Regions from separate parts of the Homo sapiens genome. Here regions 2 and 3 are each linked to region 1. A link is a contact called in ENCODE Hi-C or POLR2A ChIA-PET data. All regions are on one chromosome and are shown on one strand. Each heading gives the region's core, a stretch centred on a gene start or an enhancer-like site at or near the end of the contact. The rest is flanking DNA. Distances are from core to core; before and after follow the strand shown.

The links. Hi-C counts contacts between places; a loop is a spot of excess contacts on that map. ChIA-PET counts read pairs that join two places held with the same protein, here RNA polymerase II (POLR2A). Pooled maps may share reads with other maps.
Region 2: a pooled map shows a loop between it and region 1 (5-fold over the local background). The contact joins the promoter of TAOK3 here to the promoter of FBXW8 in region 1. A Hi-C loop is called at or near these places in 1 of 168 maps with a recorded cell type or tissue (naive thymus-derived CD4-positive, alpha-beta T cell) and 6 of 50 pooled maps. POLR2A ChIA-PET finds 5 or more read pairs at or near these places in 1 of 52 experiments (activated T-cell).
Region 3: a loop to region 1 is called in a pooled map, with 4 times the contacts of the local background. The contact joins the promoter of RFC5 here to the promoter of FBXW8 in region 1. A Hi-C loop is called at or near these places in 1 of 37 single-sample maps with no recorded cell type and 2 of 50 pooled maps. POLR2A ChIA-PET finds 5 or more read pairs at or near these places in 1 of 52 experiments (HEK293T).

What each region holds. Positions count from the first base shown.
Region 1 is chr12:116,909,174-116,912,392 of GRCh38, reverse strand. FBXW8 (F-box and WD repeat domain containing 8) reads right to left here and starts at 1,443. Exons shown (of 11, transcript NM_153348.3): 1 at 1,038-1,443. The coding sequence starts at 1,355. RefSeq lists silencers at 976-1,235, 1,396-1,615.
Region 2 is chr12:118,371,421-118,374,639 of GRCh38, reverse strand. TAOK3 (TAO kinase 3) reads left to right here and starts at 1,733. Exons shown (of 21, transcript NM_016281.4): 1 at 1,733-1,992. RefSeq lists an enhancer at 1,240-1,289 and silencers at 1,610-1,859, 2,644-2,703, 2,804-2,893.
Region 3 is chr12:118,014,932-118,018,150 of GRCh38, reverse strand. RFC5 (replication factor C subunit 5) reads right to left here and starts at 1,448. Exons shown (of 11, transcript NM_007370.7): 1 at 1,259-1,448. The coding sequence starts at 1,323. RefSeq lists a silencer at 1,157-1,206 and an enhancer at 1,571-1,740.

The DNA of each region.
Region 1 (3,219 bases), core at 194-2,693:
TACAGGGAGACCTTGTCTCTACCAAAAAATTTAAAAAATTAGCTGAGTGTGGTGGCGCATGCGTGTAGTCCCAGCTACGCGGGATGCTGAGGGAAGAGGATGGCTTGAGCCAGGCAGTTTGAGGCTGCAGTGGGCCGGGAGAGCAACAGTACACTCTAGCCTGGGCAACAGAGCAAGACCCTGTCTCAGAAAAGAAAGAAAGAAAGAAAAAAAAAAAAAAACAGGAAAAAAAAAAGTGGGTTCCCAATTGTAAAGCTGTAGGGACTTCCTTTGGGCCTAATTTAAATCAAACCATTAGAACCTGGAGCCTTGTCCTCTTAACCTGGGAGCCACGGATGCATTTCAGGTGTTCTTGATTTTCCCAACTTTCTGAAGGGGATTATTTTTAACGGACACAGGGTCCCCAGCTTCCTCCAGATTCTCCAAGGTATCCACGCCCCACAAAAAGATAAGAAACTCTATCCTAATGAAAGTGCCCAGGAGATTCTTCCTCCTCTTCTTCCTTTTTTTCTGAGATAATTTTTTTGAATACGTGCACGGTTACAAAAATTAAATAGTGCAAACAGTATACAAAGGTAAAATTACTTCCTATCCATCATCTGGGTCCTCCTTTTCAAAGGCAACCTTTGTTCAAAGTTTAGGTAGCCTTCAAGAGCAGGATTTCTCAACCCCACACTTACTGATATTTTGTCCTGGATAATTTTTTTGTGCGTGGTGTCCTGTACACTGTAGGATGTTCAGGAGCATCTCTGGCCTCTACCCACTAGATGCCCAGTAACATGCACACATACACACCCCGATGAGGCACCCAAAAATGTCTGCAGACACTGCCACATCTGGGGGAACAAAATCGCCCTGGTTGGGAAGTGCTGCTTCCAGAAAGACCCCTATGCAAGCACAAACATTGGTGTTTGTGCGTCTACTCATTTTCTCGGGCAACTAGTGGCACACAGTTACTCTCCAAATCACTGCAGGGGTTTGTCCTGGGGGCGGGGGCCGGCGCAGGCATGGGCGGGGGGGAGGCGACGGCCACTCACCAGGTCGCGGATGAGCTGGTCCACCAGCTGCTCCCCGCCCCCGGCGCCCTCGCGGGCCAGAGGAGAACGTGAGCGGCTCGCTACGTCCTGCCCCTCGGCCCGAGTCGCCCGCGCCGCCGGGGGCCTCCCCGCGCCCTCCAGGAGACGCTGGGCCAGCGCCGGGTCCCCCGAGGCCTGTTCGCCGCGCCCGGAGCCCACCTCCGGCCGCCGAGCCCGCCTCTCGGCAGCCTCGGGCCGTCGCCGCTTCTTCGGCGCCTGGGCCTGCGCCAGCTCCTCCTGCCAGCGCCGACGGAACTCATCCAGGCTGTAGTCGTCCATATTCGCCGCTCCCGGCGCTCCACGTTCTCCTCGGTTCCACCGGGTGCCACGAGACAGTCCCGCCCAGGGAAGTGTCCGCCGCGGCCGGAAGCCGCTGCCGCCGCCGCTCTAGGGTTCCGGGTGGGCGTCCACGCCCCCGCCACGCCCCCGGCGCTGCCCCTGTACGCACGTGGTGGTCCGGCTTGTGGCTTGTGGCGCCCAAAGCAGAGGTTTACGCAGCTGCCCCTCAGCCCGTCAGCTCTGCTGCCTATCACTTTTGCTAAGCTCTGACTTTGCGCCAAGCATTGTTCCTTCATTCAACAAACATTCATTCAGCAACTACTATATGCCAGGCACCAAGAATTCAGCATTTAAATCTGTAAAACAAAACAAAAACTCTGACGTCTTGGAGCATGCGTTTAAGTAGGGAGACTTTAAACAAAGAAATATGAACATTTAAATCAGTGATAGGTATTAGGAAGAAAACAAAATAAGGTAAGGTAAGGGGAGTAAGGATTGATAGTGAAAGTCTGTTTAAGATGTTATTTAAATTAAAATCTAAAAGAGAATCAACAGGTGGATAAAGAAACTGATATATACATATGGTGGAATACTACTCAGCCATAAAAAAGGAATGAATTCATGGCATTCGTAGCAACCTGGATGGGATTGGAGACTATTATTCTAAGTGAAGTAACTCAGGAATGGAAAACCAAACATCGTATGTTCTCACATATAAGTGGGAGCTAAGCTACGAGGATGCAAAAGCATAAGAATGACTTATGGGACTTTGGAACAGGGGAGGGGGACGAGGGGAGGGTGGGAAGGTGGGGAGGGATAAAAGACTATAACTTGGGTTCAGTGTATACTGCTCGGGTGATGCGTGCACCAAAATCTCACAAATCACCACTAAAGAACTTACTCATGTAACCAAATACCACCTGTTCCCAATAACCTGTGGAAATAAAAATTTTTTTTTAAAAATCTGAAAGAGAAACCAGCCAAGGGAAGGTCAGATCTTAGGAGAGAGATTTCCAGAAGGAAATCCAAGGGCTTTAAGATGGGAAAGAAAATGACATACGATGGCGTTCCACTTAAAAATGTTTTCTTTGCACCTGATATTCCCTCAGCAGGGAACTTTTCCCCCCACCTTGACTTGGTTAACTCCTACACATCTTTCATATCTCAACTCACATTTCACTTAATCTTCCAACCTCCACTCAAGAAACATCAGGTATCCCTGTTACTCATTCTCACAGCATCCTGTACTTCTCATCATAATACATAACACAATTTGTAATTTTATTTTTATGTATATATATATATCCCTTCCCTTCTAGATTGGCAACTCTTAGCTTTGAGACTGGTGATTAATACATGCTCAATAAATGGTTTTTTGTTTGTTTGTTTGTTTGGTTTGTTTTGTTTTTGAGACGGAGTCTCGCTCTGTTGCCCAGGCTGGAGTGCAGTGGCGCGATCTCGGCTCGCTGGAAGCTCCGCCTCCCGGGTTCACGCCATTCTCCTGCCTCAGCCTCCTGAGTAGCTAGGACTACAGGTGCCCGCCACCACACCTGGCTAAGTTTTTGTATTTTTAGTAGAGATAGGGTTTCACCATGTTGGCCAGACTAGTCTTGAACTCCTGACCTCAAGTGATCCACCCACCTCAGCCTCCCAAAGTGCTGGGGTTACAGGTGTGAGCCACCACTCCAGGCTCAAAGATGCTCTTGCAATTAACTGTCCCTTATTCCTTGTCTAACTCTTCTTAGTCTCTCAGGCCTCTTCTCTAGAATCACTTCTGTAAATAAACTAGCTGCCTACAAACCCAGGGCTCAGGCTTGCTTACTGTGGGAAACCAGGCTTGGACAACCTTCACTGTAGAAAATTA
Region 2 (3,219 bases), core at 484-2,983, 1.5 Mb before region 1:
AAAAATCAAGTTCCCTCAAAACCAAGTTTTACCACCTTGAAATCTTTTTATATATCCCTTCTCAAAACGGTACTCAGCCACACCGCTCAGGAACTCGACTTGACTTGAAACGAAGCCCTGCCAGCCCCATTTCCACAACTTCTTTGCTTCCAGGCCTTCTCTGCCTACCCTAACACCCAAACTGAAACTTTAAAGGGGGACATCACAATTGGAATGGAGTATGATTCTTTTTTTTCTTTTTCTTTTTTTCTTTTTTTGAGACGGAGTTTTGCTCTTTCACCCAGGCTGGAGTGAAGTGATGCGATCTCGACTCACTGCAACCTCCGCCTCCGGGTTCAAGTGATTCTCCTGCCTCAGCCTTTCTAGTAGCTGGGATTACAGGTGGGTGCCACCATGCCCGGCTAATTTTTGTATTTTTCGTACAGACGGGATTTCACCATGTTGGCCAGGCAGGTCTGGAACCCTTGACCTCAGGTGATGAATGGCGTATGATTCTTAAAACACTAGAAGAAACATGTATACTGTTTAGAACACAAACACATTTTGTCAGCTGGAGTTAAAAAGTTAACAATCGAGGGTTCTCTGAGAACTAAGGCCTGTATACATCTGACAAAACTTAGGATCAAAATGTGTTCCTGAGACAATTTCTTCATAAAATGCTAAATTCTAAAGTCCATAAACTTACTTTTGGCGTTAAGAGTAAGGAAAGCAGTTTTCTGTTTCCGGTGTTGATTTGATCAGCATATCCAGTTTCACAAAAATAACACAAATGGGTCTTAGTAGCATGATGCACTTTCACCCCTGGCAGGCACTATCCTTTAGCGTGGATCAAGAGGAGTCTCTGATTATCACATGTTAAACCTGGGTCAAAGCTCGTTATCCTTTGGCCACACGTTCACATAGAATCATTAAAACCTGTGGCCCTGGAAAAAGGTTATATTGAATAGCTTTGCTGAAACCTTGTTAAGCTAATAATAGGGTTCCCCTACCACAGTCTTCCTACTGTCATAAAAACCTACAAACTGAAAATTTCTAAAGCTTTGTCCTTGCACCTATCAAAATGTGCCCCGCATTGAACGCTTAGTTGGGCAAAGTATGCACCTAGTACTGTATATAGATTTTTTTTCCCCCAACGGTATCAAACTGACGGCTGCTGAACTCAATTCAAGGAGAGGCAACTCCCTTGCAAGAGATTTTAAAAAGAAATGGTTTAAATCCAGGAAATTTTTACAAATCCTGGGCAAATTAATGCTATATTAGTTCATGGCAGAATTACTAAGAAAGCTGTGCAAGGTCTAGCGAGAGACTGGGGTCCTCCCCAAAGGCTCTAACATGGTGGTCCCTGGGAATCTCCCAAGAAAAGTAAAGGCGTGGGGAGAAGCGCCATGAACTTTGACCGGAGAGCAGCACAAACAAGACTGACCGCACCCCAGGCGGGCCCGTAGGTTACTAAAGTTGCAAGGTCTTCCGCGTCTGAGGAGACCCCGCCCTGCCCTGTCCCGCCCATCGACAACTCCGCCAATCCTCGGGTTCCATCGACCGCTCGGCTTCCCAGGCTCCATCAATCAAATACCTATATACGGCCCCGGCCCTGTGCCCCGCGATCAGGGAAGGTCAGTAGAGAGCCTATTGGAGCCGAGCTTGGGGCGTGGTCCGGGGCAGGGGGCGGGCGGACTGAGACGGTGGGGCGGGGCGTGCTCGGCGCAGTCCGGTGCGATTGGCCACCCCTGGCAGGAGCCGCACCTCGGACAGCAGCAGCGGCGGCGGCCGCGGGAGGGTCCTTGTGGCGCCGGGCGGCGGGGTCCTGCGTGGAGAGTGGGACGCAACGCCGAGACCGCGAGCAGAGGCTGCGCACAGCCGGATCCGGCACTCAGCGACCGGACCCAAGGATCCGCCGGGGAACAAGCCACAGGAGAGCGACTCAGGAACAAGTGTGGGAGAGGAAGCGGCGGCGGCGGCGCCGGGCCCGGGGGTGGTGACAGCAGGTCTGAGGTGAGAGCACCGGGGCGCGGGGCATGACAGTGGGAGCCGAGGCGGCGGGACCCCAGGCAGAGTGAGGGGAGTTGCGGGAGCGGGCTCGACAGTGCAGACTGTGGAGAGGAGACCCCGGGAGGGACCGGGACAGCGGGTGAGGAGAGGGGACTCCGAGAGGGACCGAGGCAGTGGCTCTGAGTGGAGAGGACTCCGAGAGGGTCCAAGACTGAAAGTCTGAGGGGAGGGGTCTCCAAGAGGGGCCGGGACAGTGCGCGTGAGAGGAAGGGACCCGGAGAGGGGCTGGGGTAGTGGGGTGAGGGGTGGGTGCCTCATGAGGCACTAGGATAGGGGGATGAGGGGAGGGGGTCCCCTGAAGGACCAGGTCCCAGAAAAGGTCAGGGACAGCGGGGAGAGGGGAAGGGTCCCCGAGAGGGGCCGGCACTGAGAGTCTGAGAGATGGGGACCCCGAGAGGGGCTGGGACAGCACCCGGGGAGAGGAGACCCCGAGGTGAGGGGAGGGGACCCAGAGAGAATCCAGGACAGAGTAAAGAGAGGGGACCGGTCAGGGGATGTGAAGACAGGGGATCCCCAGAGGGCTTAGAACAGAGTGTGAGAAGACCCCAGGAAGGGCCAAGACAGTGGGAGAAGAGGAGGGGTCCCGGAAGGGGGCTGGGCTGAGACAGCGGGGCTGAGAGCAGGACACCTAGAGAGAGGCCGGGACAGCGGGTGGGAGCAGGGTGACCCCGAGAGGGGCCAGGACAGCGGGGTGAGAGGAGGGGACCCCCAGAGGGCTCGGGACAGCGCATGCGAGCGTGGGACTCCGAGAGGGGCTTTGAGCGTCGGGTGCAGGCGCGGACCCCGAGGGAGGAGCGGTGCCCCATGGGTGCGGGTCGGGCCCCCAGTCACATAGCGGGGGCCCGGCGTGAGCAGCGAGGGAGCGGGCGGGGGGTCGCGCCCGCTGAGTTGCGGGAGCCCCCCCAAGAACGGCTGCGGCGGGGAGCCTGGGTCGCAGTCGCGGCGTCGGGCAAATAGGAACCGGCTGCAGCGCAGACGAGTGGAGCGGGGAGGTGCTCCCAGGGTCTGGCATCAGCGACCTCCCTGAGGGTGGAGTGTGAGCCCCCGGGACTCCGGGGGACTCCGGAGCCGGATTATGTCATGAAACATCTCTGAAGTGAAACGCATGGGCTGGAGGAGCTGGAGGGGCTGGTGGGGCTGGCTGCAGGACAAAGATCTTGGAATGATCAA
Region 3 (3,219 bases), core at 199-2,698, 1.1 Mb before region 1:
TACTGATACAAGCAGCAACATGCATGAACCTTGAAAACATGATCCTGAGTGAAAGAAACCAGACACAAAAGGCCACATAGTGTAGGATTCCACTTACATGAAATGTCCAGAATAGGCAAATCCATAGATAGAAAGCAGATTAGTGGTTGCCAGGGGCTAGAGGAAGGGGAGAATGGGGAGTAACTGTCAATGGGTAAAGGATTTCCATTTGGGGTGATGAAATTTTGGAACTAGATAGCGGGAAGACTCCACAACAGTACACTGCATTCTGAATGTACTTAATGCCACTGAATTGTACATTTTAAAATGGTTACAGGATGGGCTTGGTAGCTCGCCTCTAAAAGTCCCAGTTCTTCGGAGGCTGAGGCAGGAGAATGGCTTGAACCCCAATGTTTGAGGTTACACTGAGCTGTGATCACACCACTGCGCTCCAGCATGGGCGACAGAGCGAGACCCTGTCTCTAAAAAAAAAAAATACGTAAATACATAAAATAGTTACAACTGTCAATCTTCTGGGTTTTTTTTAACCACAATAAAGACAAATTGAACTAGTTACTAGACAATGACAACTTGCAGCTTTTCGAAGCCAAGCCAAATTGCTTCAAAGTCTTGGAAGCATTGCGAGAACATAGCTGTTTAAGTAGGATGGTTAAGAGTACAAGATCTGAATTCAGACTTCCTAGATTCACCTCCAAGCCAATTTTCTCCCTTGGACCATAGGGAAGTCATTACATCTTTCTAAAATGCAGTTTCCTCCTGTGTAAAATTTGAAGCGGTGCCTACCTCCTACGGTCTTTGTAAGGATCGAACATCTAACAGGGCGTCTGCTAATCTAATAATATGCCATTCAATAAAAGTTGACCAGGGAGCGTTATTACTAGTTTAAAATGTGACCAATAGTCGCATCGCAGGTTTTGAAGAGTGGGAAGAGGGCATTTTGGCATGGAGGCCATTGCAGGCGTCAGGAGACGCGGGATCGAACCCCTGTGCTGTCACCAGGTGCGAAAGCCGCCTTCTTCTTCGGCAAATGGAGCTGGGGGTGAAAGGGTGAGAACTGGCAAAAGCCCTAAACAGAACGGACGAGTCTGGGTAGCTGGGGGGTGTCGGGGGAAACCTCTGCAGGTCGGTCCCGGCTGCAGGCCTGGAGACGACGGGAAGAGGTCGGGTTGGGGTCCGGTCACCTGCCACCCCAGCCACCTCCTCCCCGCGCGGCCGCCTGGCCCCCTCTGCCCACCGCCGCCGCTCGGCCTCCTCCTACCAGGGCAGGTTCCTGATCTTGGTCGCCGCGGGCTGCTCCTGCTGCTTGAGTGCTGAGGTCTCCATGGCGGGGAGACGAAGGTGACCAGATCCGCTGAGATCGTCGCGTCACCCAAGCGCCTGCACAGTGACCAGCCGCGACCTGACCCTGAGACCCTGGCACTTACAGTTCGCGCGCAAAAGCAACTCTCGCGAGACGCGGCCACCAGTTTCCGACTTCCTCCCTCGGTCCCGCCCCCTCGCGTTGCTAGGGCGTCGGTTGCTAGGTTACCGGAGGCGCGGGCCGCCAGCGTCCCTCCAAGCTCCGCCCCTCCAGCCTGCTCTGAACTCTCAGATACCCAGGCGCTTCCAGAGCAGGGCAGCGGGAGAGGCAGGGCCCCCTGCAGCCCCAGTCATCATTACATATTAAGATCTCAAGGCCAAAGCCAATTCCTGCCATCGCCAAGCTTCAAACACTTAAATTCAAAGGAACAAAAGCTGCCGGGGCTCAAAAAAAAAAAAAAAAATCTAAGAAAAAAAACAACACCGAGTAAAACGGCTGGGTCTTGAATATAGATGCCTTTGCGAAAGAAGGCTTGAGATACCTCTCGGCCCCCAAGCTGGGAGGTGAATATTTGGAAATGAAAACAACCCCAAACAAACACAACTGCAACCTACCTATCTCCGGAATCCGTGCCCCTCGCCCAAAAAGTTTAGGGAACCAACCTCCAGAAAACGACTCCAGAGAAAAACAAACAGAAACTTCCAGTTGGGTTAATCTGTGTCGCTGGAAGGTCTAGTTCATGAACACAGAGGACAAGGTCCTTGTGATCTGAGATACTGAGGAGAATCGATATCAACATTTTAGGTTTTTTTCCTGAGGCGAGGAGAATTCTAGATCACTTTTATTTTCTTCTTTTTTGTTGGTCTGTATTTTCTTTTCTTTTTTTTGGTGTCTTGCTCTGTCACCCAGGCTGGAGTGCAGTGGCGCTATCTCGGCTCACTGCAACCTCTGCCTCCCGGGTTCAAGCGATTCTCTGCCTCAACCTCCGGAGAAGCTGGGATTACAGGCGCGCGCCACCACGCCTGGCTAATTTTTGTATTTTTAGTAGAGATGGGATTTTGCCATGTTGGATAGGCTGGTCTCGAATTCCTGACCTCAAGTGATCCACCCGCCTCAGCCTCCCAAAGTGCTGGGATTACAGGCGTGAGCCACTGCGCCTGGCCTGGTCTGTATTTTCCAGCAATGAGCATGCAAAGCATCCATATTGAAGTCTTTTCTTTTTTTTTTTCTTTTAACATGATGAGGAAGACAAAAATCCTGGAGGATTTTTGAGGCTGGCCTGGGGTCAGCAGTGTTCTGATTAGGAGGTAGCAATACTCTTTGCATAGGATTACATCACTGTCACCTGCTTCAGGAACACAGCAGAGGGACAGTGGCAAGTATGTGATGGCAGTTATGGCTTCACCCTAGCCCCTGCCTGGGGACCCCGAAGAAGGGGATCAGCTAGGGCTTGTGATGTGACAGTGCCCCTACTCTGCTTGCTCCCAGGAAACTTTAACACTGGGGGCTTAGATCATTAGCATGCCATTTTTAAACTTTTCTTTCTTTCTTTTAAGATAAAACTGGTTTTATTCATTTTTATCTCCAGGAAGGGAATCATAAATGATTAACAAGTTTTTCTTAAATACTAAGGCTAAAAATCAGCACATGTTTACAATTAATTTGCTGACACATGCTGAGGTGAGATATAGATGCCTCTGAATTAAAGTTATAGAAACACATTAAATATTTGTCATGTATTGCCAAATTCTGGGGTCTTTGAACACTCCTGGGGTTTTGTTCTGTTTCGTTTTTGAGAGAAGGTCTCACTATGTCACCCAGGCTGGAGTGCAGTGGCACAATCACGGCTCACTACACTCTCTAACTCCCCGGCTCAAGTGATCTGCCTGCCTTGGGCCTCTTAAAGTGCTGGGATTATT